Linked DNA regions of Mus musculus: regions 1 and 3 are each linked to region 2. The links are chromatin contacts, found by Hi-C in ENCODE. All regions are on one chromosome and are shown on one strand. Each heading gives the region's core, a stretch centred on a gene start or an enhancer-like site at or near the end of the contact. The rest is flanking DNA. Distances are from core to core; before and after follow the strand shown.

Region 1 (4,323 bases), core at 469-2,968, 7.0 Mb before region 2:
AGGAGGTACCAAGATTGGAATAGGGCAGGAAAGCCAGGAAGCAAAAAAACAGAAACAAACAAACAAACAAAAAAACCAATCCTACCTCTCCTTTCATGAATGAGTACATAATATGTCCAAATACCTTGCCTCCAATCCTCATAACAGCTGTAAGGACTGAAGATACAAACTCAGAGAGGTTAAGTGACATGCCTAAGACCACACAGCTTTCTGCAAAGAGCAGGGCTAGTGTTAAGACCAAGTGCCTGATAAAGTCTCAGGTCCACTCCCCCCTCCCATGACCTCTCACAACCGCCCCAGCGAAGGAGGAAGTTTCTGAAACACAGAACTCTTGGGCTGGTGGGGATAGGAAATGTCATGGAGACAAATCACTTAGATGGCCTCCCAGAGGTTCTGTCTGCCCTGTGTGACTGACTGACCCTTGGCCTCTTTCCAAGCAAAGCTAGCATGTCAGGGACCGGAGTCCCCGATGGGAGAGTTTGCGGTCGGTCAAGATGACTGGAGAGGCCAGTGGCACCCTCAGGACTCCCAGTGGCAGGAGAGAAGGAGGGGGCTTTGAGGGGCCTCCAGAAAGAGTCCACCAAACCAGGAAGACAGGACCATGTTCTAGTTGCCAAACTGTTCAACCAAAGGGTCAACTAGTCCTCTGGCTGTGAACACCAGTTGGGAACACAGACTGAGAGTCAAGGAACCTTGGGTGGGTTGTTCTATAGCCCCAAACTGAACCCCCTTCCCCCTCATCTGCAACACCGAGTGCCTCCTGGGAGCTAGGTGTCCCTGCCCTTCTCCTCAGTGCCTCAGCAGCACCCATTCAGCACCTCTCTCCCGAGAGCTGACATTAACCAGGCTCCCTTCAACGCAGATGACACAGGTCTCCTCCAGAGCCAAATAGCCACTCCATTGCCCTCCCCCTGCCCGTGAACTTTATCTTTGCCCCTTTAAGATCTCCCAACTCCTGACACATGGTATCACCACCCACAACCAGCTCTGTGAGACTAGGAGTCTGGCTCTCAAGATCATTGCTCTGTCTTGTAACCTGTCACCTCACCTCAGCGCTACAGCAAGCACCCTTCTGCCAGCCCCCTCTCAGCTCAGAATCCTAGCCCGGTTAGTCTCAAAGCTTCCATATCCCTTATCCATGGGACTGGAATCTCCTCAGTCCCAACCACTCACCTCTTATTCGCCGAGTTCCAGTAGACAGGCTCCAGGCTGAGTCCAGATACCAGCCCCGCAAAACCTAACAGCAGCAGGGCCCCGACTTGCACACCCCCTGGCCCAAAATGGGGGGCCCCCATGACCCTACCAAGGCCTGGGGGCGGGGCACCAACTCCCCCAAAGTCTCTCACCCCCAGGGGTGGCTACCACGCTGTGGAACCCCAGTCACCCTGGTGGGTGGCTAGTCACCCCCAGCTCCCACAAGGACCCTCTTTTCTGCGATGCTTGCTCCCCGGCTCCAGAGCGCTCAGCCCCACAAGAACCCTTGCAGGGGCCGTCTGCAGGCGCCTTACGCGCCCCCGGCCCACGCGCCGCACCTCGGGATTTGTGCGCCCCGCTACGTGGGGGACATGGGGAGCCGAGGGCCGGGCGGGGGCAACATGAGGCGCCGGGCAAGGGAGCGAAGAAGGAGACACCGAGCTGGAGCCCCAGCCTCGCCGGGATTGAGGGCAGCGGGCTAAGGGAGGAAACCAGTCCCGAGCCCAGGAGGGGGGAGTTAAAGGAGAGGCGGGGAGGGGGAGAGCATGGTGGAGGGAAAAACCGGAGCTGGAGCACAGTCGGAGCGGGCGTCGCATCCCGCGGCCCACGCCCCCCACACCTCCCTCACCTCGCACACCTCCCGTCCGCCACCCCGCCTCGCTGCCCGGCGCGGTCTCTCACGCCCCCTTTGTCTCTGGCAGTGTCCGTCTCTGGCTGAGTTTCTACTTGCTTTCCTTCCTGCCCTCCGATTGCCCGAGCGTTTGGAATCTTCCTCGCTAGCATCCAGAAAGGCTCTTGCCCTCTCCACCCCGAAAAAACCTTCCCCCTTTGCTCCCCGCAGCCTACTCCTCTCCCATTCCAAAACAACACCGCGGCTTTCCAGGCGGTCTGGAGAGGATAATGATAACCTTGAAGGCTAGGCACTTCACAAAGTAACGCTAAGTTGATGGGCTACCTGTGTGAAGTGGGAGGGGGTAGAGCTATCCAGGTTGAGAGGGGACCCCGTGACTTGCCCAAGGTCACACGGGGAGTTTAGGAAAACCCCGAAGACACAATCTAGGCTGCTGAACTCCCCCTTTCCTGGGGTTCATTTTGTCACGGTTTCTTGGACCCTTTACTGTTTTCTGTGGATTAGACGAAGAGACCAGGGAGTAGTAAATTTTGGCCCTTCTTGGGTGATCACGGAGAAAAGTATGACTGGGAGAGGAAAGGGGGTACCTATAACCCCAAAGCAGCAATCCACAGGAAAGGCTGTTTCCAATTATCCTGGGGGAAGGGAGGAGCTGCCTTCTTGGGTGTAAGAAGCAAGGCTTTCAGCACCTCCCGGCAGGGGCGACATTCCTCTCCTTCCAGCCCAATCCTCCACAGGCTGCTCCTTTCCCTTTGACTGTGGTCCCCACCATGGCCCCGTTGACAGCATCTCTTCAAAGACTCTCATTCTGGGTATTTGACAAGGTGTGTGGGGAGGAGGGAGAGTGGACAGATGGAGAAGCACGAAGAACTACCGAGCAAGCCCCTTGCCCGAGCGTGCGCCGCAGTCTAGAGGGAGTCCAATAAGAAGCAGCTGTTTTTCTGTTTGCTCCTTCCTGTGTGTCCTTCCTTTGCCTACTGGGGTGCAGTGGGACACCGTGTCTTGCACCCTTCTCTTCTGCAGCTGCATGATAGTAAACAGGGCGGTGTGCAGCCATCAGCACTGACTTGTCTGTCTGTCACTGTCTGCTTAGTCTCACAGTCACACTCAATCGTCTGCCACCCCTGCTCAGGCCAGCTCACTCTGACCCCTGATGCAGCCACCTCAGGAGTGAGATTTTAAACAGGTTTGCTCCTCAGTTTACCAAGTTGCCTAGCAACCACACAGTCAATGGCATGAGACCCCACCCCCACCTGCTTGACTTCACACCATGCTCAGCACCTCATTGGCTCCTGCCTGGTCCCACCCCTCAGCCCCTTGGTTTTGGGAACAATATGCCAGACCCCACAGATGCCGGACAAAGGAACCTACTACCACCAGTCACGTGCCACCCCGAACAGACACAATGACTCCAGTGTGACACAAAGTCTTTATATTAACTCATCCCCACAGCCTCTGTCCTTCTTTGTCCCTTTTCATCCTGGTCGTCAACAGGGCTACTGGGGTCAGGTCCCCCTCCACACCACCAGAGCTGAAGCTGACATTCGGGATGGGCGTGGCACAGGGAGAGCAGAGGAAGCTCCAGCTCCAGCTCACCTTCATCCCCGCTATTGGTGGGCTCAGGGAACACGCGCTGGCCAGAAGCAGTGGCCAGTAGAGGCAAGGTAGGGTGAAGGCTGGAGAAGAGAGCAGTCGGTCAGCACCTAGTTCAAGATAATACCCAAGAAACCCACCTTCCTCCCAAACCCTAGCCCCAAGCTCCTTCAGGGAATGAGGACCTGACTCCGTTGGTGCAGTCCTTCTGAGGCAGAAAAGTCACCACGGGTTCCAGCTTGCTGTCGTCACTAAGAGCTCCACTGATATCCCACACAGAGACAACTCCACTGGTGTTGCCGCTCACTAGGAACTGACCGCTCCTGGGAAAGACGGGAGATTTGTAGCAGACAGGCATGACCCTTGGGGTAGAAGCCATTCCTATGTAGTGGCCTAGACCCCTACGGCAGCATTCTGACATCCTTGCTTGAGCCTGGAAGGGGCCAGAGCCACTTACGGGTCCAGATCAAAGTAGATGCGCTGATTAGTGGTCACTTCCCGACTCAGAGACCACAGGAGGTGGCCTGGCTGCCGGAGATCCCAGCACAGAAGTTCAGCATCCTAAAGATAAGAACAGGGGTCTGGAGTCAGCCACTCTCTCTGCTGACTCCACCTCAGCCTCCCTGAGTCCCTCAAACTTGGCACATTTTAACACGTTACAGACAACATCCCCACTCCTGACTACCCACATGCTTTGGGCTCTGACCAATACCTTTCGGGCTCCCGAGAAGAAGAGATTGCCATCAGGGTGAAAGCAAAGGTGGGTGATACCCCCTTGGTGGCCTCCCAGCAAGGCAAGAGGCGAACCATCATCCCAGGCATACAGGCCTATGGTGCGGCCGTAGGAGCCACAGGCATAGAGGGGCTGGGATGGACTGAAGGCTATACAGGAGATGATACCGCTC
Region 2 (4,615 bases), core at 1,527-4,026:
CGGTCCACCAGATGATAGCATCCTGCAATGCTGACAGTCCAACCCAGTACCTCACATATGCAAGGAAATTGTTCTACCAATGAGCTACATAGCTAGCCTTTCTTTTCTCCTCTCCTCTCTTCTTCCTCTCCCCCAACCCCCAGTGTATCAATAAATTGCCCACACTGGTTAAAGACAAAGAGATGGTCTAGGCAGATCTCAAACTTGAAAGCATCTTATATTTTTTATTTGCTAAAAACATCAGCATCCCTTTCCTGGACTTGATAACATGCCAATTATATGTATTTTTTCTTACCTCACTGTTTCATAGATAAAGAAAGAATGCTCAAAGGACTGAAGAATGGAGGAAATAGCCCCAGCAGATCCCCAAAGCCCGTGTTTGCATGTGTGTGTGTGTGTGCGCACACGCGTGTGCATGAATCAACAGCTCCTTCCCTTTCCAGAGGAGGGGACAGGCTAAAGCTAAGAACTGTGTCCCCCAGCTGGTTCCTCGACTCCTGTACAAAGAGCAGGAGCTAGTGAACCCCCAAAACAGAGTATCAGAAAGTCTTCAACAGTGGGATAGCCAGGGTGGTGCTCGTAGCTCTTCTGAAGCCATCCTGCCTGAGGCCAGGCCCTGAACAAAGAAAGTCCAAGAGAAAACTCAGAAAGCCCCAGAGGAATTCCTACAGCAAGTCTTGAAGCCATTCCCCAGGAAGTGCCAGCAAGAGCAGCTCTGCTCTAGAGCCTGGAGGGTCGGACCAGCCCAAGGCCCAGGCCCACCCACTGCCTGGCTCTAGCTCAGAAGGACTTGGTGCTGAGGGCCAGGCACACACCTTCTCCAGGAGGCCCCACCTCTCCACCTCTGATCTCCAGGACTCCAAGGCAGCATTTCACTTCAGTCATTCTCGGTTCTATTTTTACTCAAAGGTGTCAAGAAACAACAAATGTTCAAAGAAAGACAACCGAGTCACCTGATTTCACCTCTCCCTGCAAGCCCAGGATCCATGGATGACTCCTCTGTGAAGAGGGACGGGGAAGGACTCCAGAAACTAGGGCCAGAAATCTAGATCTAGACCCCAATCCCCAGTACGTTGCTGCTGAGGTGACCTTCAGCCTCAACTTAGCCTGGCCCAAAAAGGCACAAACGCATGCTATAGGCAAAGAGCAGAATTTGCAAAATGCATGGTGGGTCTGGACCATAAGGTGAGAGGCTCCTAATGTGGACGGGGCACCAGGAAAGGCTATGCTAGAGATGAGCAGGCATCAGCCGTTGTTCTTCATCTCAGCTGAGAGGCCAAGAAGCTAGCAATCGGAGCTAGCTTCCTGTGTCACTCTAAGGAGCTGAGATCTTATCCTACAGGAATTGGGGAGCTGGGAGGAAAAGGACAGTCACTGGCTAAATGAGTGCTGGGATGGGTTTTGGAATCTAGGTCCTTCTGGGGTGGGCATCAAGGCATCCCCAGAGGCTCTTGGCAAATGTACAACAGGAGGCTAAACCCTCTGGTGCAGAGTGAAAATGCTCTCTGCACAGGACACTCAGCTGATTAACAGTGGTCAACAGTTGAGGCTGACCCTGAGTTACAGCCAGGGCAGAGGATCATGGACCTGAGCTCTGCAATGTTTTCCCAACTGCCCTCTCCTCTCCTGGCACCCAGCTCTCCCTCCTCCTGGCATCCTTCTTGTTCACAATTCTCTTGGATGCTCGTGTGCTAGAAAAACAGGTTTCAAAGGGAAAAACAGATCGCTGTCTCCAGCATGCGTCTTTGCTTTACTCCACTCCCAACCAATCACAAAGCACCCCACCTGCTCAGCTCAGGGCACCCCTCCCAAGAACATGCCACCCCAAATAGCATTCCCTTGGGTTTTTGGTTTTTTTCTTTAATTTTAATTACATTTATCTTATTTGTTATGTGTGTGCACATGTGCAGATGATGCACCGGGTGTCAATTAGTGTGTGAAGGTCACAGAATAACTTGCTGGACTCAGTTCTCTCCTTCTACATGGGTGGGTCCTGGGGAATAAACTCAGACTGGCTACTTTGGCACGTTTTAAGCTAGTTATTCTAAGACAACTCAGATGAGGAAATAGCTCTGGAAAAAAAATGTCATTTTAAAATAAATTTACATTTACAAAGGAAATCTATGTTAGTCAAGTACCTGTGACAGGAAGAGGGCTGGTCCAGACCACTTTTATTACCTCAGATGTTCTAACACATAACAAAACAATCTGGATTCACTAAACAAAGCCTCCATGTCCCTGCTCCTGCCCCTCCTCCCACCCCCAGCCTGTGCTGTCACCATCCCCAGGAGCCCCAGGTCTTTATTCCTTTGTGTAGCTCAGGAATCTGTACTAATATGGGAGCTAGGATCAGGGGTGACTTGAGCTCAGGATCCCTAAGGGATCTCAAAACCCCTGGATGCTGAAATGCTTTGTATAAAACAGCAAACGGGGTTGTAGTTTGATCACACAGCGCTTGCCTAGTCTTCCCAAGGCCCTGAGTTGTTTCACAGCAAGTACTACAAAAAGTAAATTAGGCACAGGGAGGGGCTAGAGCCATAGCTCAGCAGTCAGGCACATGTCCTAGCCTCTGTCCTCTAAACCGTCATTATATGACCTATAGTAAAGACACTGCCCATCCTGCTGAGTATTTTTCATCTGTAGTTGTTTGAATCTGTGGATGTAGAAGCCACAGACAGGGAGGACCATATGCACACACACTTCAGCCATCTGAGCATTCCCTCGCATCTTCTGTGGGGCTCATTGCATAGGCACTGAACTCAAGTCATTTTTCGCCTGTTCATCTGCCTCGTGTCAAGCATTTGCAGCCCAGCCACGGTGCCTAGCAAGAGTAGAGGAAAGGAAGAGGAGTTTAAATGGCTAAGCAGCCCATCTCTTATCAGTCTGACTGGGCAAGTAGAGCTTTTCAAACACTGAATAAGGTCCTCCAGAAGAGCCCGCCTAGGGGAATCTACAGAATGAACACCCCAGCTATCTGGGCAGTGACCTAAGGAAGGCACGGGAGGGGAGGAGCAGATGACCTCCTCCATTTAAAAAGAACAGGAACAATTGGTACTTTGGCAGGTAGGTGAAGTGCTGAGAACAGTGTCCTAGTATCCTAAGAATACAACCTCCAAGGATAGAATCTGGCAAAGAAGAACTGGTAACTGGCATGAAACACAACTTCACTGTAAGATAATAGGTAAGGAAGTGCTAAAGGATGTGGCTCAGTTAGCATCTTGTTAAGATGAGTACTACAGTCAAGCCGGGGAGCCCTCTTGGAGGTGGTAATGACTGGGGTGAGGCAGCATGCTGAGCTAGAAGGACAGGCTTGTTGTGGGACATGAAGAGTCTCATTGGTCACAACCTGGAGAGTGTGCTGAGGTGCTGGGGATCAGAATGTATAACAAGGGGGTCTCTAGGCATGGGGAATTCTTACAGACAGTTTGGACCAGATATGGTAGGAACAGAATGGCCCCGCTGAATATTCTGAAAGGAACAGAGGCAGATGGGTTGAGTTTTGTTCATTATTCCTTTCTTTAGTTTAGGGAATCGTGACAAGGAAAAAAAAAAGCCTGCATGTGCTCAAGATATGCATTTTTCTCTGAATATTTACAATCTGCAGTTGGCTGAATCTACAAATGCACACCCAACTGGAAAGGACTGAGGGCTTTGCCTCAGGGAAAGGGTGAAGGATGCTTGCAGGCACCTGCTGCAAGGCCCAGGCTGTGGGAACAGCTCACCAGCCACAACCAGCCACCGAGAGTCCTCAGGCCACAATATAGCTCTGACAGCAAGCTTGTGTTCTATTCTTCCTTTCCAGGCAAAGAGATCGTTTTTTGCTTTCACTCACTGAAGGTTTTGTACCAGGGACAGAACACTGCTCCTACTGCCTACCAAGGTAGGCGCCCCTCAAACCTCCAAGTCAGGGTGAAAGACCCCACCATAAGGCTTAGCAAGCTAGCTGTAGTAACGCCATTTTGCAAGGCATGAAAAAGTACCCGAGCTGGGTTCTCAAAAGTTACAAGGAAGTTCAGTTATAGATTAACAGTTAAAGATCAAGGCTGAATAGCACTGGGACAGGGGCCGAACAGGATATCGGTGATCAAGCACCTGGGCCCCGGCTCAGGGCCAAGAACAGATGGTTCTCAGATAAAGCGGAACCAGCAACAGACACAGAAGCCCCGATAGACGTCAGTGTTAGCAGAACTAGCTTCACTGATTTAGAAAAATAGAGGTGCACAGTGCTCTGGTCACTCCTTGAACCTGTGTGTCTGCCAATGTTCTGACCAGATATGTGCCCATTGCTGAACCTTCATTAGACTCTTTCCTTGTACCCCTCCCCTACCCATTTCTTGAAAATAGACATTGTTTAGATCTAAAAAGTCCCACCTCAGTTTCCCCAAATGACCGGGAAGTACCCCAAACCTTATTCGAACTAACCAACCAGCTCGCTTCTCGCTTCTGTAACCGCGCTTTTTGCTCCCCAGCCCTAGCCCTATAAAAAGGGTAAAAACTCCACACTCGGCGCGCCAGTCCTCCGATAGACTGAGTCGCCCGGGTACCCGTGTTCCCAATAAAGCCTCTTGCTGTTTACATCCGAATCGTGGACTCGCTGATCCTTGGGAGGGTCTCC
Region 3 (4,576 bases), core at 1,735-4,234, 9.5 Mb before region 2:
AATTCTCTGAGCAAGCTCAAGAGCAAGCTGGAGCAGCAAGTGGATGATGTGAGCACTGGGCATCAGTCTCAGGAGTCTTAAGGCTTCAGGGCGGAAGAACCCTGGGCAGGGGCGGGGCTGGGGTTATCCAATCAGAAATCATTTAATCCTAAAGCGGAAATGATGCCTCTTGCAGCTGGAGAGCTCCCTCGAACAAGAAAAGAAGCTGCGTGTGGACCTAGAAAGGAACAAAAGGAAGCTGGAGGGAGACCTGAAGCTTGCCCAAGAGTCCATATTAGATCTGGAGAACGACAAGCAACAGCTAGACGAGAGGCTCAAGAAGTACGTCCCCCCAAACACAGCTTCCATTTTGTGGGCGGCTGGGGATCCCATCTTCACGCGTTCTCTGTGTCCTGCCACAGGAAGGACTTTGAATATAGTCAGCTGCAAAGCAAAGTGGAAGATGAGCAGACCTTGAGCCTCCAGCTTCAGAAGAAAATCAAGGAGCTACAGGTAGGAGGAGGTGGTCAGCTCTCGCTTGCCCGCGTGGCTCACTCAGAAACCTGAGCGGTGTCTGCTGAAGTCAGAGTAGGTAGGGTAGGACTGTGTGGCTGCCTCATGGGACCTCACTCTGTCAGGCTGACTTTGCAGTGGTGATGGTAATGACCGTGTCCCCCAAACTTGCAACAGAATGCATGGAGGTGGATGGAGAAATTTCCAGGGTAGCTAGTGACCATAATGGTGCAGGAAAAGATTCATTTGGAAGAAAATTAGTAGCATTTATGTTTCTCTGGGGGAACATCCATGAGCAGATTCATCTGGTGGGAACATAACCTCTTCTCCATCATCATCGTCGTCGTCATCACCTAATATTGTATATTAATAAGTTTCCATGTGCTAGTTCATCACGTGTTTATAGTGCTCCTCCACCCAGCCCCTTCTTAGCTACGTTCCCCACCTTCCTCGCCTCTACCAATCACCATTTCATATTCAGATTGACTTAAACAAATTCTTCACATGAAAAACACGCACCACTTGTTTTTCCAGTGTCTGGCGCCCTCCGTTTTGCTGCAAATGGCATGACTTCATTCTTTTTATAGCTGAGTCATATGCTACCATTTAAGTAAAAGATGTCTTCTTCATGCATTCGTGGATCGATGACACCTATTCAGATGCCATGTTAGCTATTGTGACCCTGAGAGTCTCTTGGGCATCCCCGCTCTCTTTAGGCTCGCATCGAGGAGCTGGAGGAAGAGATAGAGGCAGAGAGGGCCACCCGGGCCAAGACAGAGAAGCAGCGCAGCGACTATGCACGCGAGCTGGAGGAGCTGAGTGAGCGGCTGGAGGAGGCGGGCGGTGTCACCTCCACCCAGATCGAACTGAACAAGAAGCGTGAGGCTGAGTTCTTGAAGCTGCGCAGGGACCTGGAGGAGGCCACCCTGCAGCACGAGGCCACGGTGGCCACGCTGCGGAAGAAGCACGCGGACAGCGCGGCCGAGCTGGCGGAGCAGATCGACAACCTGCAGCGGGTGAAGCAGAAGCTGGAGAAGGAGAAGAGCGAGTTCAAGCTGGAGATTGACGACCTCTCCAGCAGCGTAGAGAGCGTGTCCAAATCCAAGGTGAGGGAGCGGCTAGGCAGATCCGGAGGGGCAGCTGCAGTGAGTCAACCTAAGGACACCTGCCGACCTCCCTCCTCTTTCCAACCCGCAGGCCAATCTGGAGAAGATCTGCCGAACTCTAGAGGATCAGTTAAGTGAGGCCAGGGGCAAGAATGAGGAGATGCAGAGGAGCCTAAGTGAGCTGACCACACAGAAGTCCCGGCTGCAGACAGAGGCGGGTGAGCCAAGCTTGGTTCAGTTCAATCTAGCCTGGATGCTATGTCCAGATGCCAAGCTGGAATGCCAGAAGGTTTTCCCTCCTAAGGGCAGCACCCTTTGCGGGGAGAGAATGTTTTGTTTTGTTTTGCTTTGCTTTGTTTTAAAGACAGGGCCCCACCTTACAACCCTGGTTGGCCTAGAACTCCTTGTGTAAAACAGGCTGGCCTGAAACTCCCTGTGTAGACCAGGATGGCCTGGAACTTAACAGAGATCTGCCTGCCTCTGCGTCCACAACACTGTTTTTAAAGGCCTGCATCACCCACAGCTGGTGAGGGAGGCTTTCTAACAACACACTTTCAGAAAGAAAGTAAATGGAAATAACACACAGACCAGGCTGCCCCAAACCGCCTGGAGGAGAACACTGAGTCTCCTCAGTGAAAACGGGAAGCCAGTGGAGGGTCAGGCTTCCATCTGACAGGACCTGGATGGGACCAGGAGGGGCCCAGCCTTTCTACTGCTTGCCTGCCTTCCCCCTCTGACTTCTGCACACACTCCAGCTGATCATATTCACCCAAGAGTCTAATTTCAAATTTCCAGAGAGGCCAAGTCCTAAGTGTTTTCCTTAATGACACAGCTGCAGTCAGCAGCCACTGGGGAGGAGCTTTGGGAGCAGAGAGGTACCCTGGTGATGTTCACACTCATAATGGTTCTCTCAGCTTTCACCGGCAGAGGTCACTCCTGGCTGCGTAGGGTTTACAGTAGTATTTTACTAGGCTGCTATTTGCTTTTCAGGGATACACCCCTACTCTCAAGAGGAGGGGGGTCTCTCACCTTTATTATTTGCAACCCCATTTGGCCCAATGTCTTACACTTGGTCAGCGAGTGAATGGATGAATGAACGAATGAACGAATGAATGAATGAATGAGCTATTTCCTTCCTGACACAGGTGAGCTGAGTCGTCAACTAGAAGAAAAGGAAAGCATTGTATCTCAGCTCTCCAGGAGCAAGCAGGCCTTTACCCAACAGATAGAGGAGCTCAAGAGGCAACTGGAGGAAGAGAACAAGGTACCCACTCTGAAGGAGGCTTTCTTCTTCTCGTTTTCAAATGGCATCTGCAAAATAGAATCAAGATTGGAAAAGAAGTGATGATTCAGCCAGTGCTGAGAGCAGGGCGCATCTGACTTGTGTGCTGTACACACTCCTAATCCACTGGGGTGTCTTTTCATTTTTTTCTTAAGGCCAAGAACGCGCTGGCCCACGCCCTGCAGTCCTCCCGCCATGACTGTGACCTGCTGCGGGAACAGTACGAGGAGGAGCAGGAAGGCAAAGCCGAGCTGCAGAGGGCACTGTCCAAGGCCAACAGCGAGGTGGCCCAGTGGAGGACCAAGTATGAAACGGATGCCATCCAGCGCACGGAGGAGCTGGAGGAGGCCAAGTATGTGTCTCTAATTAGAACGCTTAAGGGATCTCATAGCTTAGCACACTGGCTCTAGAGTGACTCAGGGATGAATCTAAAGAGTGAATTTGATTTGTTTCTCAAGATTTCCCCATCAAGGAGTCTTTAAATGTAACACTGGCTGAAATGTAAAATGTAACCGAACGAATTCAGTTCATTCAGACACCAGCTTTGATCCTGGTTAGACCGGAGAAAGGCCATTGATCACAGACTCTGAGCAGATGGGGGCATTCTCTTAAGGTTTACGAGCAGAGGTGTGTGAGCCACGCGGTTGGTATCTCCAGCTTGGTGAGCAGTGATGCTCGTGGAGAAGATTGAAACTTAATGACATCAGCTTTCTTCTCGTTTTCTTGAAGAAAAAAGCTTGCGCAGCGCCTTCAGGATTCGGAGGAGCAGGTAGAGGCTGTAAATGCCAAATGTGCTTCCTTGGAAAAGACCAAGCAGAGGCTGCAAGGGGAGGTGGAGGACCTGATGGTGGATGTGGAAAGAGCCAACTCCCTGGCTGCCGCTCTGGACAAGAAGCAGAGGAACTTTGACAAGGTGCAGGGACGCTCCGTGCTGGCTGAGCTCCGTGGCGTGGGCACGTTGTGGGGGCTGGAGGAGGAAGGAGAGGCTCCCTGCTCTGCCCTTCTTTAGCATGGAGGCCTTAAAAAAATTCCCCGAACTTCACTAGCAATTTGTTTCTCCATTGTGACATGGACTGAGAATGGGATGGGACAGAAGTCCCTTGAGAGGATTGTTGTAGCAATGAGACAGTTTCCACCAGGACACGATCTTTTCCATCGCTCATACTTGTGCCTTTATGTGGCTGAAGCTCCATCTTAGGTCCCTCCCTGTGACACACAGGCATGGTTTGAACCAGTGCTTTAATGAAATCCTTCCCTTCAGGGCTATTTTTTTTTTTTTTTTTTGGTATTAGGAAAAGAGTGATCGTGTCTCGCTAATTCCTTCTTTAAGAATTCATTTGTGGGGCTGGCGAGATGGCTCAGCGGGTAAGAGCACTGACTGCTCTTCCAAAGGTCCTGAGTTCAAATCCCAGCATCCACATGGTGGCTCACAACCATTCATAATGAGATCTGATGCCCTCTTCTGGTGTGTCTGAAGACAGCGACAGTGTACTTACATATGATAAATAAATAAATTTTTTAAAAAAGGAATTCATTTGTCTTCTGGATATGGCAGCAGTTACTGATTGATTATCTAGAATAAGCTAATGGAATAACATCTTTGCTTATTCAGTGATCTAGACCAGGCAATGGTAGAGAACCCTAACTCTGAGAGTAGCCACTTCAGGGGTGACATTCTGTTAGATGCTTGGCAGAG

The links. A loop is a pair of places that touch in the nucleus more often than their neighbours do.
Region 1: a loop to region 2 is called in a map of T-helper 1 cell, with 23 times the contacts of the local background. The contact joins the promoter of Efnb3 here to the enhancer-like site in region 2. A Hi-C loop is called at or near these places in 3 of 37 maps with a recorded cell type or tissue (T-helper 1 cell, T-helper 2 cell and regulatory T cell).
Region 3: a map of T-helper 1 cell shows a loop between it and region 2 (41-fold over the local background). The contact joins two enhancer-like sites. A Hi-C loop is called at or near these places in 4 of 37 maps with a recorded cell type or tissue (T-helper 1 cell, T-helper 17 cell and regulatory T cell).

Annotation. Positions count from the first base shown.
Region 1 is chr11:69,558,519-69,562,841 of GRCm38, forward strand. It overlaps Efnb3 (ephrin B3), which reads right to left and starts at 1,719. Exons shown (of 5, transcript NM_007911.5): 1 at 1,174-1,719. The coding sequence starts at 1,295. Wrap53 (WD repeat containing, antisense to Trp53) reads right to left here. Exons shown (of 10, transcript NM_144824.3): 7 at 4,131-4,323; 8 at 3,876-3,979; 9 at 3,604-3,741; 10 at 3,236-3,501. The coding sequence ends at 3,261.
Region 2 is chr11:76,544,898-76,549,512 of GRCm38, forward strand. All of the region lies in intron 1 of Abr (active BCR-related gene), which reads right to left. Among named protein-coding and RNA genes, the nearest start is that of Abr, 24 kb to the right of the region's middle. Within about 2 kb of position 2,777, at least 1 of the 3 ENCODE cell types and tissues checked has a DNase peak (open chromatin) inside an H3K27ac peak, as active enhancers do.
Region 3 is chr11:67,093,266-67,097,841 of GRCm38, forward strand. It overlaps Myh3 (myosin, heavy polypeptide 3, skeletal muscle, embryonic), which reads left to right. Exons shown (of 41, transcript NM_001099635.1): 24 at 1-48; 25 at 176-321; 26 at 402-492; 27 at 1,209-1,598; 28 at 1,690-1,816; 29 at 2,744-2,862; 30 at 3,036-3,232; 31 at 3,610-3,793. Among named protein-coding and RNA genes, the nearest start is that of Mir6923, 4.2 kb to the right of the region's middle. Within about 2 kb of position 2,985, at least 1 of the 3 ENCODE cell types and tissues checked has a DNase peak (open chromatin) inside an H3K27ac peak, as active enhancers do.